Regions from separate parts of the Homo sapiens genome. Here region 1 is linked to region 2. The links are chromatin loops, found by intact Hi-C in ENCODE. Cell type or tissue: IMR-90. All regions are shown on one strand.

Region 1 (8,000 bases), 58 kb after region 2:
AAATGTCTGAACCACACCCATTCTACTATTTGGTGGCAACACCAGGAATCAAATCCAGGTTTCCTATTCCAGGTACTATACCCTATTAAGAATATAAAAGTTCCCAGAGCATCAGTGCTTGCCATGAAGAAGGCACTCCGTAACATCTAGCTGAATCTAGAAGTAAAAATCAAATTCAAGCAGAGAAGGCATAGAGAAAGATGACTTACGACACATGTTCAAATGAAATCCTTTACCTCCAGGTCATAAAAGGACCACACACTGTTTTCTTAAGGTAAAAACACTATTTCTAAGGACTCAGGGAACAAAGATTCTTAAGGATAGTGTCCATAAAAAAAAAATCTAACTAAATTCCAACATATCTATGTTTCTCTGAAAACAGGTCACATTTTATAAGTCTAAAGCAATGTACTGAAAAGAAGTATAATAAATGTGTTCGAGAAAAAGTCATCCCCAGAGTTGCTAGATTTAGCAAATAAAAAAGACAACCTGCTAAAAATGAGTTTCAGATAAATAATGAATAAGTTTTCAGTATAAGTAGTATCTGAAATTCAAGATGAACTGGCTGTCCTGTATTTGATCTGGCCACTCCAGTCATTCTACATAGCTTTTCCTAACTGAAATTGTTGGCGGATAGGCAACAAAGAGAAGGCAGGTTCTATGCAGCATACTAGTAAGTTCCAGGCTATCAAATCGCTCATTTTATCATTGAGAGCGCACAAAGGACTACCACAAAGTAATCCTGTGTATGATAATTGAACCTTTTGAAAGCACTTGGATTCATAACTTGCAATAAAACTAGAGCATAAAATATCTCCTTAAATCAAGTTCATTCATTTTGCTCTAAAACCATCCCACATAATGTATTGCATAGGGACAAAACAAACTGCAAACTACTTATAAAAGGGAGATTTACTAATTGACAAAAATTCTTGGGATTACAAAGCATTGAGAGGCTGCACTTTCAGCCATGAGTCCTGGGTTCTAATCTCAGCATTTGTTACTAATAGGATGTGTGACTAGCACTAAGCAATTTTCTTCCCCTGAGTTTCCATTTTATCCCTGATAAAACAAGAAAAATAGCACCAGTTCTGGCCTTTTATGAAGTGTAAGGTGCTGACTGTCTTCAGCAGAGTATAAAGTCAGGAATATTAGACTAACAATCAGGTGATAATTCTAGTTCCAGCTACAACACTACATGGATCTGATGCTAAAACAATTACAACTTCTCTGGAGTTCATTTTCACTGGAGTTTGAGATCTTCAGTGGTAAAAATGGGCTGCTGTATTAACAGGCTATTAAGACTCCCCACCACAGTTTGCAGTATGAATAGGACAAGAAGTGGTCCTTGGGTCTGTCAACTTAACTTCTTTTTGCCCTTCAACTTCCTCATTTTTAAATAGGGGAAAAGTCTTCTGGCTCCTTCACTCACTGCACAGGGTTGATGTGTGAGTCAAATTAGAAAATGCACATGGAAGCATTTCAAGATCTCTTCAACATATCTAAGAATTTGCTATCTCTTACACCCTTAGTACTCATTCCAATGAAGACAAAGGGCTGGGTTAAGGAGCAATGGCTGTTATTTCCTCAAAAAGGTCAGCCAAGAGAATCAGAAAAAGGATGAGAGTAAAAAGGTTGTTTTTGGTGATACAAGCCCACAGGTTGAGGGGCCCTAACTGGGTTGGGATATAGGCCAGCAACATGCACCATGAACACTCAAAAGTCCTTGGCCAAAGCAAATACTTCAGAATGGCATTCTTGACAGACTCCTACTAAGTTCAAAAAAAAAAAAAGAAAAAAAAAAGAGAACAGTTTAAATTACATCATAGCCATCTGAGCAAAAACAACAAAACAGAAACAAATTCCATTGAAGCATCTGTAGCTTTTACCACAAGTACTAATAATCTGGACTCTCCACTTTCATGTATAAGTGTATCTTTGCTAACTGCCCTGCAAACCTGGAAGCAATCAGAAGAAAGCCTAGCTGCCCTCTTGAAGTCTTTCAGTTAACTTTTACAAAGCTATTAATGAAAGACAACAGGCCCTCCACACTTCAAAGAAAGCCACAGCCATGGAAAATGCAATGAACATTGAAGCCAATAATTTATAGTCAATGATAAGAGCCTGAGTTTTACATCACATCCATATCTTCCTCTCTTCTCACCAAAATCTTTTATTATCCTCCAATCACTTATTTCCTACATATTTTATTACACAAAAAATTCTTACCCATAAATGAGTTGTATTACATACCCTTTTAACAAGAGTGAATTTAGTTTTGCTTTTAAACTTTTACAACACATCCTGAGATACGAAGAAACCCTGGTGGGCACCCCAAAATCACCGTTGGAAGTTATTCCTTTCAGATAACACTAATGTCGATATAACCTGTTATTTCAAACTTGCATATTCCACAGATGATACTTAAGGCTCACGAAGATATCCTTTTCCATACGGAGCAAGCAAAGAACCCCAAAATTCATATTAATTAGATGGTAGGACATAAAACCAAATGGAAGTTGCCTAAAACCTTTTGAGCTCTTGTCATAAATGTGACTCAAATCTTACTCTCGAAACTCTTTACACAATGAATCAAATCAGAAGTTTATTATCCAGATATTCTACTTTACAGAAGACTCTTGCAGCTCAAACTGCTTATAAAATAATGATTTAATATAAAAATCAGTGTCATTAAGCATAATGTTTAACACATTTTGATTTCATGAAGCTAACAGCACCGCACCTGTCAAGAGGATGATGTTATTGTGTGAGTAGAGCACCCAGCAAAACTAATGAGCATGTGCACTACCCTGGTTCCAGCAGCTGCTGCAGGAAAAGGCGAAAGTTGACAGACATTTTGTGTCTTTAGTAATACAAAGGGATGAACAAATTCATTCGTGAATGATAAAAAAAAAAAAGGAATTCTGGAGGTTAGGAAGCTTAGAAGGTGAATGGTTATCAACTTTTACAATAGTTTTAACAAAGAGTTTATTTTATCAAAATTACACACGGCAAAAATACAATGCTATTTCATTTTACACATACTATGTGCTCATATTTTGTAACTAAATGAAAAGTGTGGCACTCTTAAAATGATGGACTCAATTAAGTTAATGATTAAATTAAATAGTGCCAAGTTAGTATTGTAATACATTTTTATGGATATTTAAATAGATTTGTATTGCATATTGGGTACACTTCATCTCATAGTCTCTAAAAAGTTTATAAATTGATTAATAATATTCATTGAAAAAAATGAAATGTAACTGTATGGCATATAATCTGGGAAGAATCAAAACCTTCCCCCCTTTCCAATTTATCGCTTCCACTCAAGATTGTTATAAACCTATCACAAAATAGAAAACTACACCTTATGTTTTGGGTTTTTAGAAATTTTCCACTAATCTACACAAGTCACGGCTTCTTCCAAATGCCCTCTATCTAGAAGTATTAAATAGGACTACAAAACTTGTTGACAGGATGCAGGGATGCAAGCCCTGGAACTGCATTTCAAATATAATTAGCTAAAGGGACACACACACACACACGCACACACGTGTCTGTGTCCGAAGGGTCTCCCTGTGGCAATAACTTTACTTTCTACCAAAGTGGAACTGCTCACTCACATTACAAAATGAATCTTGAAAAAGACAGAAAGGCTTTAAAATACATATTCAATATTCCAGATGTCTTGAAATGGAAAATTAATTAAAATATTTTATAAGGTTTATAGAATATTTCTTGGCTTCTAGAAAAGTAAGGAAAAGAGAAGAAAAATTGACAAGGCAAAGTAAACTTTTGATATAAACATAATAACCCTCACGAGTTAAAAGTATAACTAGGTGAAACCTACTCGTAGAGCAACTAGTTTAATACGTTTTGCACTCTGGCCTAAAATAATGTATCAAAGGATAAAAATCCTTTGAAAATATACTGTACTAGGGTATTTGTGTTCTAATGCTAAAAAGATAATTATAATGGCCTAGTACCGAAATTTTCAACCACTCTATTTTAAAATGTCATTTGAGATTTCCCAATTTTTATACTCTGAAATTATATATGGAAACTAAACTCACTTGGGCAGTCTTTAGGCACATCATTAAGTAATGTGCTTCCACAGAAAGAGGCCGTAGAAGAAAATGTTAACCTCTTCCTGAGTTAGAAACCTCATGACATTAAATCTATGAGCCTTTGCTTTGCTTGCATTAATATTGACACTGACTTTCAGTATAGCACAGTGATTAAGGGCCCTAGATGAGACAGACTTAGGCTTTAACCCCAGAATCACCTCTTTCTAAGAATATGACCTTAGGTACATTATTTACTCTCTTTGTAAAATGGAGATCATGATAAAAGTAAAGGAAATGATGCTGGAGTCAGATACACAGTGTTTCATTCATGATAGTTATTGTTTTTAAGTTAACTGAATATTAAGTGGAGTATATTTTTTAAACTGATTAAGTTTTTGGTTTTTTTAAATAAAGAAAAATTATTTAATGGATTTATACAGCAGAATAAGTAGATGTTGGCTCTTGCTTCTTCCTAAGCCCCTAATTTAAAAACAATAACTTCTCTACAGAGGTATTTCATATTAAAATAAAAGAGAGAGGGCTGTTTTCATGTATTTTTTCAAATTACAATTTAAAAAATGGACTCCTCAGACTAATATCTACACTTACATATAACAAAATTTTCTGAATTTCATATTAAGATTAGGTGATAAACATTTAACTGAAAAAAATAAATGCAAGAATATAATTTGTTTTTTTCAGTACTACTTAGAGACTTTTTTTTTGTCAAAAATAAGTTATAGATTTGGGGACTATTTTTTCCCAAAATATAAAAGTTAAAACTGTTTGACAACAAATGTAAAAAAAATACAATAATTACCTATGATGAACACCATAGCAATACTTCATAATTCTAAACTGGAGCACAGTTTTAATATCTGATAAAACAACGCTTTAACACTCTGCTATAGGTAATTTATGGATTAAATTGGCTGTTTTAGTTCTTATCCATGGGTACTTACTTGGGTAAATCCTAAAAGTAGGGTGATACCAATCCTTGGACCTCAAAAATGTCCATATAGCAAGTCCATTGAGCAGTAACTTTTGGGGGAGATTTGCAGGGTGTATTTTTGTGTTTATAAGTCAGCTACTAAAATGCCATCCTCTTTTCTCTTTTCAATGCCTTTTTCATTAGTCATGTGAATTAATCACTAATACCAGCATTGCAAAGAGTATACTAAATTTTCTGACTGGAAAGTATGATTGATAACTTATATGGAAATCTGCTAAAATTAGGGAAAACACAAAATAACTCACATAAAAAATTATGTTGGCTACTTTTCCTGCTCTTGGATCCTTATTTTATACAGTTTCAGTTACGTTGTTTGCATAATTTGACCTGGATCCACTACTCAAATTTGGAAAAATACTTAAAAGAATGAAACTATTCAATCTGAGAAACTGATACTCGGCTCTCCTGGTGAGAAAAAAGAACTCTTACAGCTGAAAGAGATTTTTAAGCTCACTTATGAATCTCTCCGCCTTGAGTCTTCACCCTCTTTCACCTCCCGTCTTAAAGTTTGAGGTTCATTAACTTGAGCCAGTCACAAAGTTAGCTAATAGCAAAGCTGGAAACAAAATCTGGGGGTCTGGGCTCCCATTCCAGTTCCCTTTCCAGTACCTTACACAATCCCACAAAAACTTCTGTTCGAACCATTAATAAAATTCATCTAAAAAATGAAAATGACATTTAAAGTCTATGAAATCACTATGCTGTCAGAACTTAATTCCCATCTACCAGGATAAGGAAATGCCTATCAAAGTTTGTGATTACATTTAAGGCACTGATGATGCTCAAGGTAAAATGGTAAACTACTGAAAATTACCACTAAAAAGATAAGGAAACACGCATTATTTCCTTTAATTTTCTAATGAACACTATGAGGTAAATGACATTATCTCCATTTTACAGAGAGAGTAAATAATGCACCTAAAGTCTTCCTCTTAGAAAAGTAGGTCTGGGGTTGAAGCCTAAGGCTGTCCTATCTAGGGCCCTTCACCATAAACAGAAATCAATTTCAAAGGGTTCACAACAGTGGCTCCTAATCAAGTAGTGGTGCCAACCCTTGAGGGGCATTTGGAAATGTGTGGGAATAGATTTTCCATCACATGGATGGGGGTGGCCCTGGCATTTAGTGTCTGGAGTTCAGGGATGTTAAATGTCCTGCTATGCACTAGACAGCCTCTAACAACAAAAAAGTGTCACCACCAAATGCCAACATCTTCTTTTGAGAAGCAATGGTTTAGATGATTAAGAGATTAACAGACTATTATTAAACAAAACGGGAGATTTTGGACACCTCTAAGTGATATCCTCCAATAACCTCTACTCTGATGTTACAGTGAGTAGTTCGCTTGGGTCTGGCATGGTAAGGAAATGAAGAGTCTGCCCAAAGTTATTTAGTATTTCTAAGTTTGCTCCAGCTATGAAAACATCTGAGAACCTTAAAATGCAGAATTGCTTCATATGATTTTAACTTCAAATTTGACTGAGAATTGGAAGGGACAAAATATTTTGTAATTTTCTGTACATTCACAACACATGGTATAAAAGAAGTTGCTTAAAGGAAAACCTACCACTTCTGAAAGAAAACAATAACTCAAATCTATGCACTAAACATGTAAATCAGTTGGCTTTGCAGTTTAGATATGGGAGAGACTGGACTACAATGGCATTTATCTGAGGTTTGAGAGCCCACAGAATTCAAAACAAGTATGTTTTGAAGATCTTTACTTTGTTCTATAAAATGTTCTAATTTTATATTTTCACAATAATCATAATCAAAACAAAAGAAAGTGAAAGAAATTGCTTTCAGTTACTGGGAAGACCATCTTATTACCAACTACTGCCCTGCAATTTTAGTTCTAAGGTTTATATTTGTGTTAATGAGAAAATAAAAGACGTAAATTTAATATGCATATATGCCTTCATAGCAAGTAAAAAATGAAAGCTGGTATGCTGTGCTAGAGGAATAAGTTTCATGATTGTTCAGAGAGACCCAGTGGGAGAAGTGAAATCATTATAGGCCAAATTGTAGCAAAGGCCAGCTGACTTACCATACTGTTTTTCAGATAGTTAGAACCATATCTACTTTGCAAGAGTGTTTTAATGAATGCTGTAAATCTGCATTTGGCTGTGGTTTTATCATTTTGTTCGTAATTAACTGAGAATGTATTTTGGCATTACAGTTGCATAAATGTTGTAACTATGATTAAATTATATCTGCTTTTATTTATTCTACTTCTAAGAATTCCACACTTCACTAACATTAAAATAAAAGGAAGTCAACACTAGTTATGGTAGACATCTAGAACTTCTGGGTCTGCCCACATCACTTTCTTTTGGGAATGTACCCTCCCCAATGATATATCACCTTATGGGCTACGTGCCCCAACAAAACAGTCAAACAACCCTACTCTCCCGAATACAATGATTGGTTCAGAGTTGGGATGTGACCCAGGTGAGACCAGGGTAATCTGGGGAAGACTGATATGGATAAGAAGGCACCTCTCTAATATCAGAAGTTTAAGACCCACATACAGTTAACAAGTAGAAACTCTCAGCACATGAAGAAAGCATGCAAGAAAATAAAGCCAACACAGCACAGGGCCAAAAGATACATGGATAGATGAATACATGAACAAATGGATACATGGACAGATAAATAGATGCAAGGAAGGGCAGGTAAACAGAGTAGATAGATGAAAAGATAAATAGAGATAGGTAGATACATAGATAGATAGACAGACAGATAGATAGTTAGATAGACACAGAGACAGACAGAATTTTGGCAACATTATTTGATTAGCTAAATTCACAGCTAACCCAATCCCGCAAGCAATTAAAATTATGTGCATCAATTCTCTATGGGTTCAAGTTGAGTTTCTGTCACTTGCAACCAAAAGCTTTCTAATATATTGTAAATCAAA
Region 2 (8,000 bases):
TATCATCATCATTATTTTAAGAGTAGGAGCCAGGAAAAAATCCAAAATGGTTAAGCAATTTGTCAGAGTTCATAAATTCAGACTTACACTAGTTAATATAGAGAAAGAGAAGTAGAAAAACTACTTCTAAATCAACAAATACCTGATACCTTATTTAACTCCTTGAAATTTTTAGGTTTTCCTGATGGTTACTTTAAGTGAAAAATGAGCATTAGATTTATTAAAGTTACATGATACTATGTTTGTTTCTTACTCTATAAGAAATGTTGATAAATTTTTAGTTCCTGAACTCAATAAATAAAGATTGAATACCTTCTCCATCAGAGGCACCCTTAGCAGTATATGGGCGACAAACTTACATAGGTTAGTAACTGTCATAGGAGCTTACAATCTAGTAGAAGACTGAAACAGAATGAATAATGTGTTTAAATTACATGGACTATTTGGGTAGAGTCTAGTGCAGAGACTGCCAGTTGTCCTTCAATAATTCTCCTCCCCTTCTGTTTGTCTGGACATATATGGCCACCCAGAATAAAGACCACATTTCTCAGCCACCCTAGTGGCTTAGTATTGCCATCTGGCTAAGTTCTAGACAACAGGATGTAAGAGTAAATGTCTGTGATGGCTTCTAGTAACCTTCCTAAGAGACAGGTGATACATGCTGTCTGTCCCTTCTTTCCCAGTCCCCCATCCTACTGTTTAAAATGTGGATATAATGACTGGAGCTGCATCCTTGACCCTGAAGGAAAGGGCCATATCCTAGGGATGTAAGGTAGAAAGTCCAAAGGTGTCTTGGTCCCCAAGGTCTTTGTGGAGCACAGCTACAGCACCGAGCCTGAGCTGGCTACCTCTGGGCTTTTACAGGAGAGAGTAATAATACTGTGTTCTTGTTTAAGCTATTTTTATTTTGGGTTTTCATGATCCACAGTTAAGCCTAATCCTAAGTGATACGGTGTAACAATGCAAGCACCACACGTGTGGAGAAGATGGACAGGTAGCACCTAAATGGAGTGGAATAGGGAAGAGGTAGCATTAGAGAAATGAATTCACAGTTGGTTCAGAATTTTTAAAGGAGAGACATCAGGAATGAAAGGTAGAGTATTCCAGGCAGGAAAAAACAAAACAAAACGAAACAGTATAAAACACATTGCTGACATGGAAGAGTTCTATGTGTAACTGGGAAACACTAAATAGTTACAGATTGTCAAGAATAAAATGATGATTTCAGGCTGAAAATGTTAGGCTAGGACAGATAGTGAAAGATTTTGAAAGTGTAATACAAGGAATATGGATCTCATTCTTTTACTGATGGGAATATTATAGTGTCCTTTAGAATGTGCCTCAGAGCTCCAATTGTAGAAAGAGTAGCTGACCAATGTCTCAAGTTGCTGTGCTCTGGAAGCCATCAACAAGTTTGCACTGAGGTCACCTCTACCAGGGTTGATCCCAGAGAAAAAGACTGAGCACACTAGGGACACTAAAGTAGGCCTAATCCTGGGAGGCCCAGTATTCTTCTCACAGTAAATTTCAGCTAGAGGACTTCCCAGCAGCCTTGCCAAACCTTCCTTAGAACTGTTCAGCTGTCTAGGATACTTCTGTACAACTTTCCTTCCTTCTTCCTCTCCTTAACTCTGGGTCAGACTTTCGTGTTGGTCTGATGGCTTTCCTGGCTCCTTCCCTCTGGTTCTCACAGGGTGTTTTCTCTAATAAATTTCTGCACATTTAATCTAATCTTGGCATCTGTTTCTTGGAAGACCTGGACTAACTCACACATCTAAGGCTTTTTGTACAATGTGTATCAATGAACTGTATATGAGTGCATTGTTGGGATGAGAGAATTAGGTACGTGGAGCTTGAAAAGATAAATTTCTGTGCTTTAGAATTAAATGGGAGTCACTGCAGGTAATGTAAACCAAAGACAAATAAAAAAAAAATCAAAGAGACATGGAAATAATAGCTAACACTTACTGAATGCCAGAAATTTTCTGAAGCATTTTATATACATTATCTTATTTGATTCTTAGTACAATCCTACTACCACTACAGATGAAGAAACTGAGGCTTTGAGAGATTAAATAATTTACATGAAGTCTCACAGCTAGTAAGCCCAGTATGTGGTGCAACTTAAATACTTACATTTAAATACAATCAATCTGACTTCTACATTCTTCTACACTGTATCCACAATTTTTTAAAGTAGTAGTCTTTACTTATTTAATTACACTTATATTTTCTAATATGATAATCAATAACAAGTATAAACTAATATGTATATTCCAAGAAAGTGACCTAAAAGGATTAATTCTATGTATTTATCATTTTATGACACAAATGTGCATTTGTGAATGAACATAAAGTTAATTAGTATGGAATTATAGCACTAAAATATCTACTTCTTAAAGAGCTAACATAAACGGCACAACATTATACTCATTTTTTTCCTTCTAATTGGGTGGCTCTTGAATTGAAGCACAAAAACTCTAAAACTTCCCACCATGTGGAAATGAGCCTCCCTTTGGAAATTCCTGGGCAACTCAACTCCCAAGAGCTTACTATGCTTTATCCCTTTTATGATATGCTTCTAATAATTATGTGTAATGTTCACCCTGAATATGTTGTTTTACATTTAACATTTCAAAACCATCTTCAGTATATTAATTTATGAGGTCATTAGTGGATTGGTTGGAAAAATCTCGAATGAGCTATACTTTTTAATTGATAAATAACTTCCTGAAAAGAATGATTTGCTTACTGCTAACATCAAATTGCCTAGTACTTCATCAAATTGAGAGATGGCAAAGTTTGGATTGGCAAAGTTTTTAATAATGAGAATTGGAGTCCTAAATCCTACCAATAATCAGTTTTAGGAACAAAATAAAGAATTTGCTGGTGAAAAATAAGTATCAATATTAGTTTTGCCCTTTTTCAAAATGTTAACATTACTAAACACCATTTTAAATTCAGTTACTGCAAATTTAGGCCTGTTACCTAATTTTTATTAAAATAAAAAAAATCTCAGAGGCCTTTTACTGTATCACTATAATAAAAGCTAACTTTACCATCCCAGCTAAAAACAGTGAAACCCCGTCTCTACTAAAAATACAAAAAATTAGCCGGGCGTAGTGGCGGGCGCCTGTAGTCCCAGCTACTTGGGAGGCTGAGGCGGGAGAATGGCGTGAACCCGGGAGGCGGAGCTTGCAGTGAGCCGAGATCCCGCCACTGCACTCCAGCCTGGGCGACAGAGCGAGACTCCGTCTCAAAAAAAAAAAAAAAAAAAGCTAACTTTAAATGTTTAGTTAACATAAGCTATTACTGTTGAAATGATTTTCATTATTGTAAAGTCAATTAATAAATCAGTTAAAATGATCCATGTAAATTAGTCTCTTTTAAGGTAATCACACTGACCTATTTAACCTTTATAAAAAATATCTTTATACTAAGACTGTCTTGGAATCATTAAATCAATAAGTGGAAAGATCCTTTCCATTTTTCCTACAGAGAGGGAATGTGGTATTTAGAAACAAATATATATATAGCAAGACATTTTTGTGTTTTTTTAAATGCATATTTACCAGTAGAGGTCACTATCACACCAATTCACTGGATTTGTCCAGCTACTGCTAAAAGAAATTAGAGGGCCTGGCTGAATTTATAAGAAAAAAATCAAAAGCCAATACCTAAAATATAATACACAGGGATATGCTGCTGCACAAATATTAAAAGATAATGTAGATAATTCATCATTTTGGACTTTTAATATGATTATCATACTGATGTTCCTATTGTCCCATGGAGGTAAAGGTAAATATATAAACAGAGATGCCTATATTTCTATTTATGTATAGGAACTCATTATTTATGCAAGCCAAAAAGTAAAATATTCAAATATTTACATATGTCCTACCTAGAAACTTTCTAAAATCTTCTTTCCAAAAAGGAAAAAAGATATTACAGCATCATAAAATTAAAATAATATATATTAATGTGCACATTTTCAGACATTTCAAAAGGATTCAATACTAACTAAAACAATGTCAAATCTGCTAGAAAATGCAATGGCACAGGAGCTTAGGACAGAATAGGTGTGGAGACGGGATATAATCTTCAATGCATGATCAGCAAAGCCAAGAAGGAAATAAAGGTCAGCAATTCAATTATGACCATGTGAACCCCAAATTCCAGGACATCAGAAAACTCTCTGGTTAGACAATCCATGGTTTATCTCCCTTGACTACTCACTTCATGCCCAAGTCAGCAGTCAAGGCTTAAAGTCAGGTCTACCTTCTGAGTCAAATGAATTCCCCATCTGCCTCCAAGTTACACCCCACCCTTTGCTAATTCCTAAAATCCTTTAATAGGAGAAAAGGCCCTTCCTTGTACCACATTGTCAAAATAATAGTCTAGTAATGAGTTTTGATTTAAATATAAATACTTAACAAAGTAACAACTTTAAGTCACTGTGGTCAATAGTCTCTCCATCTTGATGGAGGACGACTTAGGACCGTAAATGTGAGAAAAGACAAGAGACAATAAAATAATCTGTAGCTTATATTTCTTAAATCAAACTGGTCATGAAATAACTATTTAGCCAATATTATATCATGTGATAAAGACAAGTAGAGAATACGTGCTTTTACCTTGTTAATGTATCAGATGATTTTTCTAATTCCTCACACTCCATGTGAAACACACTAGAAAAAGAATCCTAAAAACAGACAACACAGGCTGAGAAATAAGTTTGACAAGGTAATGAAAACTATCTAGATACAGACATACATGCTATGGAATTGACAAAAGACCCCAATACTTGTAGTATATTTTTACTTATTCTTGGACAAAATAGACCCAAGTACTCATTTTATGACATCCTCAAAACTGCTTCCCATTTAATTAAAATAAAAGTTTCGTTCATATAATTTCTGATTTTCTCTTGGAAGAATGATTATATGAGGACTATTTGTTTTTTTCTAGGTGCTGATGGATTTATTAGTTTCAAAATTTTTTACACTTATTGAAAATTCTCAAGTTTTGGCTTTTAACGCTTAAGTACATTGATTGTTGTTAAATCCCAGGTAAAGAATCCCTTCTTAAAAAGATGTTTCATTCAGTAATACTTTATGTGATTATTAAAATAACTGTGAAAATTTTAACAACATAGAGAAATACTTTTGAAATTACATTAAAGGTGTGGTGGTTCATGCCTATAATCCCAACACTTTGGGAGGCCAAGGTGGGTGGATCACTTGAGGCCAGGAATTTGAGACCAGACTGGCCAACATGGCAAAACCCCTACTCTACTAAAAATACAAAAATTAGCTGGATGTTGTGGGCATGCCTCTGTCATCCCAACTACTGGGAAGGCTGAGGCACAAGAATTTCTTGAACCTGGGAGACCAAGGTTGCAGTGAGCTGCGATGGTGAGATCGTGCCACTGCACTCCAGCCTGAATGATACAGCAATACTCTGTCTCGAAAATAAGAAAGAAAAAAAATTTTTTAAATCACATTAAAAAGCAGAACAGCACATTATGCCCATGCTCTATTTATACAGAATTGGAAGAAAACAGAAAAAAAAAATGATAGTTTAATCTGGGGATGGAAGAAATCTGTACATTTCTTTCCTTCTTACATTTTCACCTTTGCTCATGTTGTTGATGTACTTTTAAACAACAAATAAATGTAATACAAATGAATATAAAGTCACCTAATTCCTTTTCTAAATCCTACAACTTAAGTAGTCAAAAAGTAAGCAAAATATCTTAATAAGCATATTGTTGCGCTATACTTCCAAGTAGCACTGATCCAAATCAGTGTACTACCATAACAGGTGTTAACTGGTAGAAGTATCCATTGAGTGCGAATTAAAGTGATATTTAAGTTGTGTAAAAAAAGGAGTGCTTCACATATAACTTTCAAAAATTAAATGCAAAAAGTGGGTCATAGAGCAAAAATTACAGATTAAGTGACATACTACATTAAGGAATTCTGACCTGAAGTTTAAAATGATGGCATGGCTACTATATTAAAATCACCTCTATATTAAGGATTTTATAACTGATTGAAAAATATGAAATAGTATCTATGAAAATACTGATTACCTTTTAGCCTACTGAGTTCTCATTTGATATTAATCAGAATTTTGTATTAAACAATGCATTCATCTGACACATATACACATCCCAAATGGTTGAGATGTTGGGTCATACAGTATAGTCCTTATATCTAAATCAACTAAAATTTCTTAATATAAATTAAGTACTGAATACCTTTTATTATTCTACTTTGCCCCAAAACATAACTTCGGATATCATATGTAGATTATAATTGACCTATACAAGTGATAGTGCACGCTCTCTTTCCTATTAATCCACAAATGAACAACCTATTCTTAGGGACTAAAGGAAAAAGAAAACAAACAACTACAGCAAAAAGAAATATTCCAGAAACAGTGGTTCATAGGTTGAGAAGGGAGAGAAAGTGCATAAAGAAAAACTGCCTTAGGCCAGGGGCCCTGATTCTACTGGCAAACTCAAGACAGCTGGCCTGGCTGTAACTAGCACTCTGTGACAACAGTCTATCTTACCCCAGACACCTGAAAATGTTTCTTCACATTACAAAATCAATGGACTGAAATCTACCAGTTAGAACAGCTTAGTGGTTTTCCACTGTTGGTAAAAATATGGGACTTATGGGGACCATTAGTAATACTCCTACTGGCTATGCCTTTTGGTTTCTATACAATTTCTAGTAAGAAGAAATTTTTATACCCAACCCATCCAGAATGAGGAGTCTGGTCTGCCTGTTCATAGCAACTAGGTCACCAGTATTCCTGACCATGAAAAGTCAGCACACTGTAATGACAATATATTTCTCCATGAAGACAGTGTAGCCATTGGTAGAAGCAGCACACAGACATTCCCATGGTAACTATTTTCAGGAGGTTGGGATGGGGACATGAACAGAGGTAAAAAAAGGCTGATGAAGACACCCTCCACCCTCCACCCCTACCTGTCTTCAACCAGAACAGCTCATACCCTGATTAGTTTTATATACATATTCATACACATTTGGGTTTGAGAGAGGGTTCTAAGACCAAAATGAGGTTTAAAAGTAGTGCTTATAGAAATATAAGTTTCTGTCTTTCTAAAAATAAAAAAGTCATACTCTGTACTCACGGAGCAATCTTCATCCACTATGAAAATGGTGCATTTCTGCACTTGCATGAAAGAGATAATAGTGGCAGCTATTTTCTTCAAAATTACTTCTAATGATTGTTGTTCTTCAAAAATTAAACTAGCAAGGTCAAGCAGCACCTAGACAAAAAAATTAGGAGCTCATTATTTAGCAATTGATTGTAATTATTAAAGCACAATTATTTATATGGGTTATAAATTGTTTATATAACCTAGCAGGTTATGATCAAGTCTGCATTCAAATATAAATACGTCTCCACTTATTAACAAAATCCTTTATTGACTGTTAATATAGTTAATATAGTTGTTAAGATCACAGCCTCTGAAGCCAGAGTAATCAGTTTTTAATCCTGACTTCCTTTACTGCTAGCTTTGAGACTGAGGGCAAATTTCTTCAACATGGGGATATTAATGACATTAAAATCATAGGGCTGTTAGGAGGATTAAGATAATATTTATAAAGTATTTTGAACACTATCTGGTACATAAAACGCACTGTTAATGTTGTTCCAAACTTTTCAGATCAACATTTGTCAACATTATCAATATTTTTACAGAGCACAGTAAATATTACCCGTCAAAGTAAACAAAGTTTTAAGAATTTCCTTTGTGTTTTTTTCTGGTAGATTTCTCTTTCTTCTGAACCTCATAAGTATTACCAAAAACTTAGTGGAGGTGACGCTATCCTAGCTGAGGTCTGAAAGATGAGCAGGAATCATTCAGGTGAAATAGGGAAGAGAAATATTTCAGGCAAAAATAATAGAATTCAGAGAAAGTGGTATACTGAAAGTTTTGATTAGATTTTATA

What was found. A loop is a pair of places that touch in the nucleus more often than their neighbours do. Peaks named below come from ENCODE experiments on the same cell type or tissue, not always from the same donor. Only the 100,000 strongest peaks of a DNase experiment are listed, where the experiment ranks them.
Region 1: a loop joins it to region 2, with 2.4 times the contacts of the local background. A loop is called at or near these places in 72 of 110 quality-filtered maps.

Annotation. Positions count from the first base shown.
Region 1 is chr4:119,613,836-119,621,835 of GRCh38, forward strand. All of the region lies in intron 1 of PDE5A (phosphodiesterase 5A), which reads right to left. Among named protein-coding and RNA genes, the nearest start is that of PDE5A, 11 kb to the right of the region's middle. In IMR-90, no CTCF peak of the experiment used is centred here; no DNase peak of the experiment used is centred here; H3K4me3 peaks cover 540 bases; H3K27ac peaks cover 579 bases.
Region 2 is chr4:119,555,659-119,563,658 of GRCh38, forward strand. PDE5A (phosphodiesterase 5A) reads right to left here. Exons shown (of 21, transcript NM_001083.4): 6 at 7,175-7,312; 7 at 4,638-4,705. Among named protein-coding and RNA genes, the nearest start is that of PDE5A, 69 kb to the right of the region's middle. In IMR-90, a CTCF peak has its summit at 3,582 (motif pointing right); no DNase peak of the experiment used is centred here.